3 separate regions of the Homo sapiens genome follow, and regions 2 and 3 are each linked to region 1. A link is an interaction called in ENCODE POLR2A ChIA-PET data of the cell type or tissue named here. Cell type or tissue: MCF 10A. All regions are shown on one strand.

Region 1 (5,000 bases):
ACCTGGAAAATCTAATTTATTTAACATTAACTTTTCAGACATACTTCTTAAGCTGTATTTTGGTTTTTTGCACTTTAAAATGTCAGTGTACTTTTACAGCAGATGAACTAGTTCCTTATAACATAGCTTTTTCTTGTTTCTCAGAATTTTAGCTAAGATTGTACAAAAGAGACTTCTATTAAATAAATATAATTCCCTATCAAGTCTGTAATCAACTTGAAAATCGTTCATCTAGAAACTGAATACATTAGGCCTTGATATTAATAACATAATATAATGCAGTATTTTAGATAATATTCAAAGAGGAAATAAAGCACTAAAGAAAGAGTAGCAATCATACTTCAAATATTATAATTATAGATTAAAATGCTCTTATTTTATTATACACAAAATAAATTACAAAATAAGAGCATTTTACTATAAACACAACATAAATGAAGCATACTTATTCATTTTACCATAATTTAAATACTGACATTGCACAACAATTCCTAAAACTTTTGTGATTCATAAGTTAATTCCCAGCCATTAAGTACCTAAATAATGTTAATATTTTATCTTCTTTTTCTTTCTGGGCACTTCCTTCCTTCACTTGAACTAACAATTTTCTTTTCAGCCATTCTCACCCATCCAGCAATACCTGAGCAAATATGCTGGCATATAAAGGCAAATCATGATTGCCTTGCTTAGCTGCAGAAAGTCACCCAATGCCTATTTACCATCAATCAGCTAATACTGTGGTTCCAAATGTTAATCTGGCAAAGTTCAACAATTCATTTCTTATATTTCAAAAGTTAAGGGAAATTCTACTAACTATAACACTAAATGTCTGCTTTTAGCCAAACTACATTAATTATAATTAATCTATTAAGAATACCCCAAGCTAATCAGAAGCTGTATGTAGGTCATGAATTAGAAATAGATGGGGAGGGCTGGGTGTGGTGGCTCACGCCTGTAATCCCAGCACTTTGGGAGGCCAAGGCAGGTGGATCACTTGAGGTCAAGAGTTCGAGACCAGCCGGGGTAACATGGTGAAACCCTGTCTCTACTAAAAAAATACAAAAAATTTATCTGGGCGTGGTGGCGCGCGCCTGTATTCTCAGATACTCAGGAGCCAAGATTGCGCCACTGCACTCCAGCCTGGGTGACAAAGCGAGATTCCATCTCAAAAAAAGAAAAGAAAAAAAATAGATGAGGAAATGAAAATGAATGATTACTTAATAAATAAAATCAGGTAATATGATAAATGAAAATCTTCAAAACATGAGCAACATGGAAAAAAATAATGAAAAAAACATTTAGGATTATGGAATTTAAAATGTCCAACCTCTGATGACAATGAAAAACATGCATTGAGAAGTTACTATGTGTCAGGTACCACGTTAAGTGACTCAGCGTGTACCATTTCATTCCCTCTTCATCATCCTGAAATAGGTATAATTTTTGTTCCTATTTTACCATAAAGGTAACAGATTCAGAGGGGTTAAGTAATTTGCCATGGTTGTACATCTAATAAGTAGCAAAGCTGAGATTTAAACACACTCCCTTACACTCCACCCTGAATACGGAGACTGTATTAAATTTCTGTCATTTCATAACACATCCCAGTTTAGTGGCTTAAAACAACACCCATTTATCATCTCAGTTTCTATAGGTCAGGAGTTGAGGCACAGCCTAACTGGGTCCCCTGCTCAGGGTCTCACAAGGCTGTGATCTAGGTGTCGACACAGCTACATTCTTTTCTGGAGTCTGGAGTTTGGGGTCCTCTTCCATGTGTATGTGATTTCAGAGAGTTCACTTCCTTGAAGCTGGAGGACTGAGGTCCCTGTTTTCTTGCTAGCTGTCAGCCAGGGGCCACTCTCAGACTCAGGAGGCTGCCTGCAGTTTCTTGTCACATGGTACCTCACTACGTCATGGCCAAAAGGAGAATCAATCCTTCCAGTCTGCTATAATGGCAGTTTACATAGCAATAACATAACCACGGAAGTGACGATCCCACCATCTTTGCCATATTCTGTTCACTAAATGCAACTCATTAGCTCCAACAACACTCAAGGGGAGGAGATTATACAAGGATATGACTCATTGGGGTTTATCTTAAAATCATGCCTACTGTAAGTACCAATGTTCTGTTCCTGTTTTATTTACTTAACTGATGACTGTCTTCTGGATTGGAGTCAATATTACCTGGGAAAACACCAAAGCAATCAAGTTAGCCATGACTTGTACATATGCGAATGACAGAAACAAAATGATAGTTTCAAGTAGACAATAGGGGCTCCCAAATTCTGTAAGCTTGAGGACTATTGTGTCTACAGTAAATCTATGATTTCATTGTTGAATAATTTGAAGTCAATATTAGATGAATTCCCCCAGTAAATGAAGAACATTACTTAGCAGTCAACACTAAAGGCCAATTTTCCAGAGGCCAGTTTCTCTATTAGTGAACTTGGCTTAAAATAAGTAAGGACCATTTAAGTACTCAATTTTTCTAACTAATAACCAAAAAAAAAATCAACACCATGTTGAACCTGATCCCCCTGCCCAAAAAAAAAGGTTTTAGTGACAACTCTCGGAATTGGTGAATTTGGGACCCAGCTGCTTATAGGCATTACCACTGGCAGGATTATCAGGGGGTACTCCCTTCTGTAAAGCACTATTGTACTGGCTCTACTAGCCATTCCTTCAGGGTTACAAGGAAGTAATATGCACAAATTGTTAACCAACATAAAAGTTTATTTCAAAGAACCATGGGAAAGGCCAGCAAAAGGAGGCATTATTGATCAGCGGTGTAGGTATTCAGGGACATTGGTTTACCCATTAAAATGTGCAGCCAGTATCGTAAACAACCAGTGATATTTGCTCACTATTGCTCCAGAAAAAACAACAGCCTAAAGCTGAGTCATCAGCTTTCTCTTTAATCATCTGATATATATTCTTCTAAATAGAGGATTTGATTGGGCCATTTAGCACTGCATGGTATGGAGGGATTTAATGGGCACAGTCTCTGCCAACCTCCCAAGGGTGATTGGCTCCCTTATAGGCAGTCCACACAGAGTTGCTTTCAGCTTTGAGCCTGGCCCAGGTCCTGCAGGTGGTACCCACTTAACAGGAAGCTCCACTCCCTAAGAAAGAATGAACATGAACCAACTAATGATTATAACAATACTGGCAAAAAGAGTTGGGCCATTTTTCTTAAAAGATGAATGTGTAAGTAAAATGTGTTTTAAAAAATGTACGGATATACCCTTCGGCCCATGTGATTCAAATGAAAGAAGTAAATATATCAAACACCATAAAGATATTTAATCGCTTGGGCATTTTGAGAGTCTTTGATTCTTAAGAATTTACACTAAAGAGAAAATACTGATGTGAGGGGAAAAATATATGTTTGAAAATAGACGTTACAACATTATTTATAATACCCCCAAATCAGAAAGAAACTAAATGCCCAATAATAACAGATTGTGAAATAAGATTTTCTAATACTGGCCATTAAATATAACTATGAAGTTACGCAAAAACTTGGGGAAAAGGCAAACCAATTCTTAAATAGGAAAAAAGGTTATATAACCACATATAATCTTTAGGATTTGAGTTACTGCCCACTAAAACTTTGACTCCACCCTTAATTTGCTTAACAAACAGCAAAGATGAACCAGGTCACCCTTTCCTTCAAGTCACCACAAATTCCATTTGAGCAACATCTGAATGAATAGGATTTCCCTATTCATGCAGCACAGGCCAGCACTAGGATAAGGGGTAGTAGATTGAGTTGAATCTATCTCTGGGAACATATCCCAAAGAAACAATCCAAGATGTAGGTGAATAATTATGCATAAAAACTTTCACTATACCAGTATTTACATTAGCAAGGTGTTTAGAAAAGATTAGAAAATGGGATTTCCATAGTTATTCATTCATTTAAAAAGTATTTACTGAATGCTTACTCTGTACCAAGTATTTTAGTCATGGAGGATACATCAGTGAACAGAAATAGCTTATGTTTTTGTGGGTAAAGACAGGTACTAAAGAAATCAACTAGTAAGTACTTTGTATGCTGTTACGGGTTGAATGGGTCCTCCAAAAATGATGTGTTAAAGTCCAACCCCCAGGATCTCAGAATGTAAACTTATTTGGAAATAAGATCATTGCAGATGTAAATAGTTACATTAAATTGGTCATAATAGAGTAGAATAGGCTTTTACTTCAATATGGCTGGTGTTCTTATAAGAAGAGAGAGACACAGGGGGAAGATGGCCATGTGAAGATGGAGGCAGAGACTGGAGTGATACATCCACAAGCTATGGAATGCCAAGGTTTGCCAGCCATTTATAAGAAGCTAGGAGACAGGCGTGGAACACATTCTCCCTCTGAACCCTCAGAAGGAACCAACACTGCCGACATTTTGATTCCGGACTTCTGACCTCCAGAACAAGGTGAGAATAAATTTCTGTTGTTTGAGGCCACCCAGTTTGTGGTACTTGGTTATGGCAGCCCTAGGAAATGAATATACATGCCACACAGAAAAAGCAAGATGCAGAAAAATTAAAATAGGTAAGATTGCAGGGAAAGGAGTATTGGGTAGAGAGACTGCTCTTTATAAAGACTATGTAGAGAGTTTCACAGGTAAGATGGAATTTGAACAGGAACCTTAAGCAAGGAGGGAACAAGATAGGCAGGCATCTGGGGACAGAACCTATCAGGTCAGGACACAGCAAAGCAAAGTTCCAAAGGGAGAGGAAGCTGGACACCTGTGTGGCCGGAGCAGAGTGGATAAGGGCCAGAGGGGTGTGGGATAGAGGCAGCAGTGGGAGATAGAGACACTTACTGGCAGTGACATTGCAATGCCTTTGAGGGTTTGAGCAGATCCATAACATTATCTGGTTACTTTGTTGAGTATAAACTGTCATGGGACCAGGATGGAATCCAGGCAAAGACCCCTCAGGGGGCTCCTGAAATCATCCAACCGAGAGATGAAGATGGCTTGGGCCAGTGCG
Region 2 (5,000 bases), 200 kb before region 1:
GGCACACATTGTATTTCTTAGTAAAAGCTGATTTCACATCCATCACCTCATTAACATTTCTGTATATTTCAAAATGAATGTTATATGATACTGTTTATAAACTCTGGGTTGGTACAGTTTCTAGTTCAATTACAAAAGACCCAAGATAGTTTTTTTTTTTTTTTTCAGGGCCACACAGGGTGCCAACATCCAATCTCAAGATCTTCGGGAAATATGCTCACCCTCCAAAATACTTACAGATGTGTCTCCTCTTTTTTGTAAAATAAATGCTCTTCTTATATTTGGTGTTTCCTTGGTATGGCCACAAGATTATTTAGTATGACATATTTAATGGTGAAGATAAAGGTGAGCATCACAATGTTTTAAACAAATCACATTTGGGTGGGATATTATAAGAAAGAAAGTTCCCAGGGGATAGAAAAATGGTTTCCTTAAATCACTCCATACTCAATAAGCGTCGTAGGGCTCTCAATATACATCACCAGACCAGGAGATGCATTTGGCTAAGGCATACCAGACTAGGATATGAATCACAGAACACTATTCCAAGACTATTACAGAATCCACATACAATATAAACCAGAAAAGGCTGCATTTTAACCTCTGTGACTCATGCATTACAGCCTGTGACTCCATGAGGAGGGTTAGGAATCAGGCTGACATCCAGCTCAGGCCAAACAAACTTACAGCCAAGAGAAACAGAAGCATCACCTTCCCAGCAGAGAGCAAGATGTACAGAGCTTGATACTTTACACTCGTTAGAATTATGTAACTTGTCAATGGTTGAGACTCTAGGGTAGAGGGTTTTGTGCTTTTTATTTTTTCTGGTATAAATATTTAAACTTCTCCATAACATTAGAGTTAGAACTTACTTTCCTGAAATGAAATTCTAAAACAAATTTGACAGCAAAACACTGTGGAATTTTTAAATGCCAACAGGTTTGTGTCCATTACAGAACACACAGAGTTTTGACCTCTCACTTTTCCTGGTGCTACTGCTTTCAAAATTTCTAAGGTCATTGTACCATGGGGCTCTAATTCTTGGTTAAGGAAGGCACCGAGATCATACCAGGAATATTCTCCTATTAGCTGAAACTTGAACTTTGCCTGGCAGGAGGTGTTATAAATTATTTTTTGGCTAGCATTTGCTTTTTAAAACACTCTTTTACCCGGGTTTCTCAAATTAGTTCCTGTAGTGATACTATCTCTATTTTTGCCTCTTTATGACTAGGGTCTTTAATGGCTTCAGAAGTGCCCTGGGCTGAAACTTGATCTGAGAAGGTTATTATCAGAACTGTGTTCCAAGAGAAAGCAGTGTGCTAGCTCTACATGTATACATGAGTTGCCATCAACATGAATTCAATTACAATGAAGATAATTTGGAGTAGACAATTGTATTTTGGTTGCATGACATCCATTTTATCTTAGTGTAATAACACCACAGGTTTTTTTTTTTTTTTTTTTTTTTGATGGGGAGGGGGAACAAATTACCTTTACCCTGTTAGATATACTCTTACAGTTTTTTTTTTTAAATAAATTACCTTTACCCCATTAGATATTCTCCCAAACTGGCATCAGATGTGTGGCCAAAGCCAGATCAATCAAAATAAACTTCAGGAATTTTACAGGAACTATTTAAAAAAAGAAAAAAAAAAGAGTTTCTCTTTCCTGAGAGACATGATTTTGGGAAGAGCATTCCACTTTAAAGGCAGAGTTTGGAGCTGCTGAGGCTGCCACGTGGAGACTGGAAATAGCAATAATCTAATAGAAGCCAGAGAAACCGAGCACTCATGGCCTAATGTGATCCTGCATCAAGGTGTGTTCAAACACAGACCTATCCTTTGATTTTTACCTTTGAGATTTACAAGAACCAATAATTCCCTTTTTGGCCTAAGATAATGTGTGTCAGGAATTCTATGATTTATCACTGAAATACAGACTTGTCATATTTTTCTACAATTGTTCAAAATTATTATTTTATCATTTTCTATTTATAATGGAATTTCGATGAGCTGTTTTAAGGAAGACAAAAATAGAGTGAATATTTTAAATTTAGATATAATCCCATTTTCATTTTTTTCAACTTTAATTCTTTCTCTCTCAGCAAATATTTTGTCAAGATCACAATGCTATAATAATAAGCACTACCATGGATTGATTAGGATTTCACTGCTTTTTTTTCCTATGCCCGAACATATTCCCTTGTATGCTGCTAGTAAAATTGTCAAATAGGGACAAAAGCAAACAAACATAGGACATAGATGATTTATCAATTTGATAAACAGTTGAGAGTTGGCTGCATTTATTTTCAATGGCAAATAATAATAACAATAATGGTAGCTAGCATTTACTGAATGCTTTGTCTATGGGGAGCTCTATGAAAAGCGCTTTACATAAACTAACTCATTTTATCCTTAAACTTACCCGGGAGGCAGTGGTGTGCTGGTAAAATGGCTCTGGGGGATGAGAGGGAAGCCAGATTGACAGTTGACTCATTTTTGTGGTGTAAATACTCCCACCCTGGCTGATTTCAAGCAACTGACAGTTTAAATACTAGTTTGCAAAATTCTTGCATATTTAACATCAGCTCTTTGGATCAGGTAAAATAGACTCCAGTCCACCACTGCAGGAAACTAAATCGGAAGACAGATCATGCAGCTTCCTTAACTCTAGCAGTTTGTAAACCCGTTTGTACTACTCCAGAGCACACCTCTGGAGTACAGAGTGGAGTGTCAACCTCTGTACTCCTTTCTAATCATGGGGCAGATTTTTGCTGTGTTTAAAAAGAGTGCTTCAATGTTCTGTATTTTATGGGTGAACAGCAAAAGTTGATATTAAATATGATGCTTGTATCATGTCTTCGGTTAACAGACACCAAGCTATTCTACTACAGAATGTTTTGAAGATAACTGTGTCTAGTGCATGTCTGGGCACGTTAACAAAAATTAAAGAATGATAAAAAGGATGGGGCATCAATTATGAGTGATCTCTTGGAATGTTTCAGCCCCAAACCCTTCCTAATTCATGTGTTGCCATGTTTCTTAATCTTACTATTAATACAACCCTTTCCAAATGGTTCGGGAAATTTATAGGTGGGTTTTGAGCCCATGGAAAATACTGAGTTGTAATTATGGATTTAAAATCCTTATACACGTGTGTGTAGTGTGTGTGTGTATAAATGCCAAATATTCCCATACTACAGAAGATTAAGTAAATTATAACTGATGAGATGTTACACTAATTTCCTTTCATCCTTATGCAGGCTTGACTACAAAGTCTCTCTTGGCTCGCAAGTAGAGGATTTTGCATATATTGTTTATTATTTCATTCCAAGCCCAAAAGCCGCAACAAAGTAAAATTGATTAAAAAAAAAACTGTAAACAGTAGATAATAGACGTCTTTGCACAGCAGAACTCTCAGAGTTCACTAGATAATAGACATGAAAGCACTTTGGAGAATTCAAGGCATGACACAAACGTGAGGAATTATTATTGAGTAAAAAAAAATCTCAAAGGAAAATTCCTCAACAGCTCAACTTATACATATTGTTTTCAAACTATGAGTATATAACAAAGTAGAAACTTCCCTATTATACACATGTAATAAAAGAGCTAATAACTGATGTGGCTCTGAGAACTGTATATTTTGTATGTATTTGAAGAAGAACGATTTTAGTTTTTAAGAAACTCAATCACTCCTGCATCCCTTACCAAAGGTATTAAGGAAAAAAATTCTCCATAAGAAATAATACAGAATTTTATATGTGAATATTTACATAAATCCTTAAGTTTTAAAAACCTCATTCCATTAATAAAGTATTATTAACTTTATTTAGGTAGGATAATATTATTGAGATATTTTTTAAGCGTTCTTATCTGTTGGAGTTACATAAAAATCTTCACAGATGAAATAATATAATGTCTGAGATTTGCTTCAAAATACCTGGGAAGGGGGCTATGGGGGACAATCAGTGAAATGAGACTGGGCATGTTTTTGATAACTGTTGAAGCTGTGCTGATGGTACATGAAAGAATTTTTTATATGTTTGAAACTTTCCCCAATAAGAGTTCAAGAAACCTACGTCACAGCAATATCTAAAACATTTTAGAACAATTCTAAGGGCTGAACAAGAGTATGGTGCGAATTCATTTCCAAAGTACCCATTCTTACTGACTTCACTGCCTGATTTTGGTCTATTCTAGTTCGGTCCACGCTTACATTGCTGCCAGAATTACATTTCAAAAAAATTAAATGAGTTCATGGAACTCCCTTGCCCAAAATAATTCTTTTGAGTTCCCATCACCAAAAGAATACAGTTCGCAATTCTTTCTTTTGTGATCTCACAGCACTTTAGTCTCATTCTCCTATAGAAATCTCCTGTGTAGTATAATCTTTTCAGCATCTATGTTCTTGTGTCCTGCAAGATGGTGAAAACCATGAGTACAGAGATCAGGTCTTTTTATCTTCCTATCTTTGGTGCTTGGCATATTATCAAGCATGTGGTAGATGCTCAATAAATTTTTGATGAGCAAAGTAAATGTGAAATGCAAACAGATTATATAAAAGTAAATGCTTAGACCAATGAAACTATAACAGGTAAGTCATGATAGCTAAACAATTTCTACTTAGCAGTTTTGTTTTTTATTTTTCTTTAACCCTTCTAAATAAGGCATGAAATTTATTTATAATCAAAATTAAAGGGAAATACTTATGCTAATAAAAAGTATCTTTTAATTGAAAAAGACACAGGTAAATGAATGGGCATAATTTTTGATACTCTTACATATATACACCTAAAGCAAATCTAGCTATCAGAAATATACTATCCTCAACAGATAGGATCTTGGTAATACTGTCAGTGCAAGATTAGTTGTTTTACTGCTATAATCATGGTCATAAAAATCATAATCAACTTGGGTGCCTTTCTGCAAGCAATAAAAAACAGATAAATTAGACTTTGTCAAAAGTAAAAACTTTTGTTCATCAAAGGATACTATCAA
Region 3 (5,000 bases), 190 kb before region 1:
CTCTCTATATATATATATATATATAAAATATATATATAATATAATGCAATATAATATAATATATATATGGGCAAGGATTTGCATAGACATTTTACCATAGGAGAATAAACAGATGACAAGATGTGTTTAATGATAAGGTCAATAAACACATGATAAGATGATCAACATCATTATTCACAAAAGAAACACAAATCAGACCCACTTCATATCCACCAGGAAAGCTTAAAATAAAAAAATCAGACAATAATAAGTGTAGACAAGGATGTGGATAAATTGGAACCCTCATACCTTGCTGGTGGGATTGTTAGGTGGAGCAGCCACTTTGGGAAAGTTTGTCAGTGTTTCAAAACATATAACCCAGCAATTTCACTCCAAGAGAATTAAAAACATGTATCCACACAAAGATATGTGCATGAATGTTTATAGCAACGTTACTCATAGTAACCAAACAATGGAAACAACCCAAATGTGCATCACCTGGTGAATGGATCAACAAAATGTGGTATATCCACATCGTGGAATATTATTTGGCCATAAAAAGGAACACAGTGCTAATATATGCCACAACATGGATAATCCTTGAAAATATTTTGCCAAGTGAAAGAAGCCAGTCTCAAAAGACTATACATATTCCATGTCCATAATAGGCAAATCTGTGGAGATAGAAAGTAGAAATGTCCAGAATAGGCAAATCTATAGAGCAGAAAATAGATTATTGGTTGTTTAGGGATGGGGTGAGGGGAGAATAGGATTATGATTGGTAAACAGTATAGGGTTTCTTTTTGAGGTGGTAAAAGTGTTCTAAAATTGATTGTGTGATGGTTGTACGTACTGTGAATATATTTTAAAAACCACTGTATTATATACTTTAAAGGGACAAATTTTATGTGTGTAAATTATATTTCAATAAGCTATTTTTTTTAAGTGGGGCTAGAAAGGTTTGAGGACCCTGGAAGCCATGAGAGTACTGAGTTTCCCTGATTTCAATCAAAAGATGACTGAATAGGCTCAAAATGTCCTTGTAGCTCCCTGAGCATTAGAAGAGAAAACTGCAAAATATCTGAGTAGTTCACTTTTGGTGGGGAATGTGGGTGAACTGCTCACTGCTCTTCCCTTTCCCTGAAAGTCTTTATCTCCTCTTGAATCTCACCTTGGGTCAACAATACATCTAATTGAGCGGCTGCCCCGGGGCCCTGCGTTCTCCACTGGAGAGTACCTGGCACATACTTCTAGTCCTATCTGGACTCTGGTTCCTCTGCCTGGCTCATCAGCTTTTTGTAAAACAAGCAGGAAAGCATAACCTTTGGGGTCACACAAATGACTCTGCTGCACAGCTGAAGTGCAGGCCTTTGTCCAACTGCTTCCTGCCCGACTTCCTGTGGTAGCAGATATTGATTTTTCTCATGACAAAGCAATTATTTACCTGTTCTGGAAGGCTGGGAATTTTAATCCCCAGTTTTAGAGGAGGGAAAGTGACACTGGCAACCTCTTTAAGTAGAATGTTATAGAAGGAAAAGCTAAATAGTGTGACAGCTGTCTGGGCAAAGAAGAGAGAGACGGTGATATTTACATAGACCTGATAGGTATTGAAAATAGGAAAGGTAGAAAGAATGTTTTAAAAGGAAAACTTCTAGGATTGTATCCAAAAGAAACAACTTCCTATAGCTAGGCTCTAAGCCCTTGTCCAATAAAAAAATCAACCATCATAAGAAACAACTCAATCTCCAATCATGCAGCACTGTTGTAATTAAGCTTTGAGGACTGGTGACTACATCACACATTACCATGGGTAGAGTGACAAAATCTTTCCTCCCTGTAATAGTGATATTATATGGGTAAAAGCTGCTTATGTGGAAGAAGTTGGTTTAAGCATGTGGTTCGAGAAAACATAACCAGTTAGTAGACTTTAGAATGAATTGAGATCTACAGCCGTTTGAACTATGTGGATGGCTGTCCCTACAGGCAGACAGGAGCAGGGTGAGTTCCCTGTGTACCCCCACCCTCCATAGACTTGACTCCTTGGTTGTGCAAGGCACTGGCAGAGCTGCCCAGGCACATGCAACAACCAGTCAACCCAAGGCTGTGAATTAGGTCCTTTCCCCACCCACCTAGAAGCTGCAATTCTGCTGTTCCCCAAAAGACTTTCTTCCTATTGGTCTTACTATAATTGAAAGAGATAAAAGGATCCACATTGAAGAAAGTAGCCCACCAGGAAAACTGCAAGTGAGGGGAGTTATTGTCAGTGTGCAGTGACAAGAACTCACTAGGCACAACCTCAGCCAAGACCCAGAGACGCTCTCTGAAAGTGGAACAGGGGTGGCATCCTAGGAGGAAACAGGAAACCTGGGTCTAAGGGCCTGGCAATGTCATCTTGAGACCACGACATTTATTGATAGGGTTCAGAAGGGTATTTCTTTTTTACATTTATTGATAGGGTTCAGAAGGTATTTCCTTTTTAAAGGATGGCATTAGTAGCTATGACAAGCCTGGTAGAAATGTCTGAATGTGATTATTTCCCAGTTGCTGAATGAGTTGAAGATCATCAACATTTGGTGAGACTCAGTACTAGGTCAGGAATTATATAAAATGGAGAGTCAGCCGTAATCTCTATGCATTAGACTCCTGTAAAAACACCAGTGTGTTGCTCAGACTCTGAGCTAATAGCCTCAGGAAAAATAATTTATGCCATTCAGGACAACTCATACAAGTGTAATGTGGAACCTGTTTTATCCAGCTTTTTTTAAAGGCAATTTTTCTGGAAATCAAACCACTCTAAGAAATAAATCCTTGTAAACATCTCTGAGTAATTGCCAAAGCCTCTCTAGCAGAGCAGTTCCCTACCATCAGCCTGCCCCACCCCAGAAAAAAACCCAGACTCCTCGAAGCCCAGCAAAAACCTAAGTAGGTCTTGGCTTTGTTCATCTGGCATTGTAATTCCTCTGAATGGTCCTCTCTTTGTCATTGGGCTACACTTAGGTAAAATCAAGAGAGCTGCAAAAGGTATGTGACCTAAGCACTTGGCAAGACATGGAGGAGGCAGAGACCATTATTGGTTGTAGGACATAACATTTTCTGGACTGTTCTAAAGATACATTATTCAGAGTGAGCTAATAGCAGTATTGCAGCCCTCAAAGGGCTGGATGACATTGACAACATTCACTGACATTCCACTAAGTGCCAGGCCATGTGCTGAGCACTGGGTTGACAAAGATTTACAAAATGGGGTTGAATGAGCTTTAGGATAACTTAGGACTGAGCTCTGTCTCCTTACTACTATTACTGTTGAGAAGGTCAGTTTGTGGGCCAGATCTGAAGCTTGTAATGCAAAAAGAGAAAAATGATTCTGAAAATAATGACAGAACTAAGTACAAACTCTGTCCTCAAGAGTTTCAGTCAATGTAGGTGGTTGTTTATATAGGAAGGACGTCTTCAGACTCAGGAAATTATGAAATAAGCACACAAAACAAAATTTTTACTAATTTAAGTCATGTTTTGTGTTAACACTTCCACCTGGGTGGAAAATTGGCTCAAAGACATATGACTGCTAATATAATCAGTAGCAGGTGATCAGTGAGGTATCATGGACCCTGGGGTGGGCACAATATATTTTATTCATTTTCTCTTCAATCTGAATGAATATAATTGTTGTCAGCAAAATCACAAGATGATTCCTAGACACAATCCCAGAATATGAAAAATGCATATTTAATAATTTCTTTTTTTTTTTTTTTTTTTGAGATGGAGTCTCGCTCTGTCACCCAGGCTATAGTGCAGTGGTGCTATCTCAGCTCACTGCAAGCTCCACCTCCTGGGTTCACGCCATTCTCCTGGCTCATCCTCCCGAGTAGCTGGGACTACAGGTGCCCGCCACCACGCCAGGCTAATTTTTGTGTATTTTTAGTAGAAACGGGGTTTCACCATGTTAGCCAGGATGGTCTCGATCTTCTGACCTCGTGATCCGCCCACCTCGGCCTCCCAAAGTACTGGGATTATAGGCGTGAGCCACCACGCCTGGCCCCAATAATTTCTTTTAAAAAGCCCCAGAGAAGAAAAGATGAATAATTTTGACAGATATTCAGCGATGTGGTGGTAAATGTTTAACAACTGACTCCCTGGAAAAGAAGTATATGTTTATTATAAATTTTACTGATATAATAGATGGATAGCACATATACAAATGCTAATACAAGCAATAAAAATTAACTGATACTCAGAGAGTGCTTTTGTTGATTTTTGCCAGTCTCATATCCATAGCCAACTTATGGCTGCAATTGACAAATGAATGTATTTCTGATATGAATATTGATTGGCATTTTCATTTATGTTAATGAGTAAAGCAAAAGTAAAACAGCAAAGACCATGAAAGAACTTCACCTGTTCCACAATAACATGAGAAAATTTTTTGTCAAACTGAACTTGATAATAGTTGTTGAGTACGGGAAGAATATTTCCTCAATTTTTTGTGCTATTCATTATGTAATGGCTGTAGATACAACACATTTTTCTTTTGAAGTATGTTAGACCCACAGTTAAGTGATAATGATCAAAACTAATAAACATTGGCACCGTACTATTAACCAAATTGCAGACTTTATTCAGATTATCAGGGTCCCAAATTGCATTTAGTTGTCATTTCTCCTTGTGGCTGTGATAATAATACCTCAATATGTCCTAGTCTTTCAGGACCTTGATACTTTTGAAAATAATGGTCAGTTATCTTGTTGCTTATCCCTCAATTTTGGCTTGTTTGACATTTTCTCGTGATTATGTTAAAGTTATTCATTTTATGCAAGAATATTTCAGAAGTAATGTGCCTTTCTAAGCACATCATTATCAAGGGGTACATGATGTTGATATATCTTATTACTGGTGATAACCTTAATCACTGCTAGGATTTAAATGTGTCCCCTAACAAGCATGTGTTGGAAACTTAATCTCCAATGCAACAGTGTTGGGAGGTAGGGCCTAAAAGAAGGAGGTGAGGTCATGAAGGCTCTACC

What was found. ChIA-PET counts read pairs that join two places held together with the same protein. Peaks named below come from ENCODE experiments on the same cell type or tissue, not always from the same donor. Only the 100,000 strongest peaks of a DNase experiment are listed, where the experiment ranks them.
Region 2: POLR2A ChIA-PET joins it to region 1 with 8 read pairs; 2 of 35 experiments call an interaction of 5 or more read pairs at or near these places.
Region 3: POLR2A ChIA-PET joins it to region 1 with 5 read pairs; 3 of 35 experiments call an interaction of 5 or more read pairs at or near these places.

What each region holds. Positions count from the first base shown.
Region 1 is chr14:51,339,470-51,344,469 of GRCh38, reverse strand. All of the region lies in intron 1 of LINC00640 (long intergenic non-protein coding RNA 640), which reads right to left. LOC124900595 (a long non-coding RNA gene) reads left to right here and starts at 4,358. Exons shown (of 3, transcript XR_943854.3): 1 at 4,358-4,439. LOC105370495 (a long non-coding RNA gene) reads left to right here. Exons shown (of 3, transcript XR_007064165.1): 3 at 4,235-4,353. In MCF 10A, no CTCF peak of the experiment used is centred here; a DNase peak (open chromatin) is centred at 2,099.
Region 2 is chr14:51,543,052-51,548,051 of GRCh38, reverse strand. All of the region lies in intron 2 of FRMD6-AS2 (FRMD6 antisense RNA 2), which reads left to right. It also overlaps a transcript of FRMD6 not described here. Among named protein-coding and RNA genes, the nearest start is that of FRMD6-AS2, 54 kb to the left of the region's middle. In MCF 10A, no CTCF peak of the experiment used is centred here; a DNase peak (open chromatin) is centred at 621.
Region 3 is chr14:51,531,104-51,536,103 of GRCh38, reverse strand. The region is part of intron 2 of FRMD6-AS2 (FRMD6 antisense RNA 2); the gene reads left to right. It also overlaps a transcript of FRMD6 not described here. Among named protein-coding and RNA genes, the nearest start is that of FRMD6-AS2, 66 kb to the left of the region's middle. RefSeq lists enhancers at 1,159-1,453, 713-1,912. In MCF 10A, no CTCF peak of the experiment used is centred here; DNase peaks (open chromatin) are centred at 2,043 and 2,693.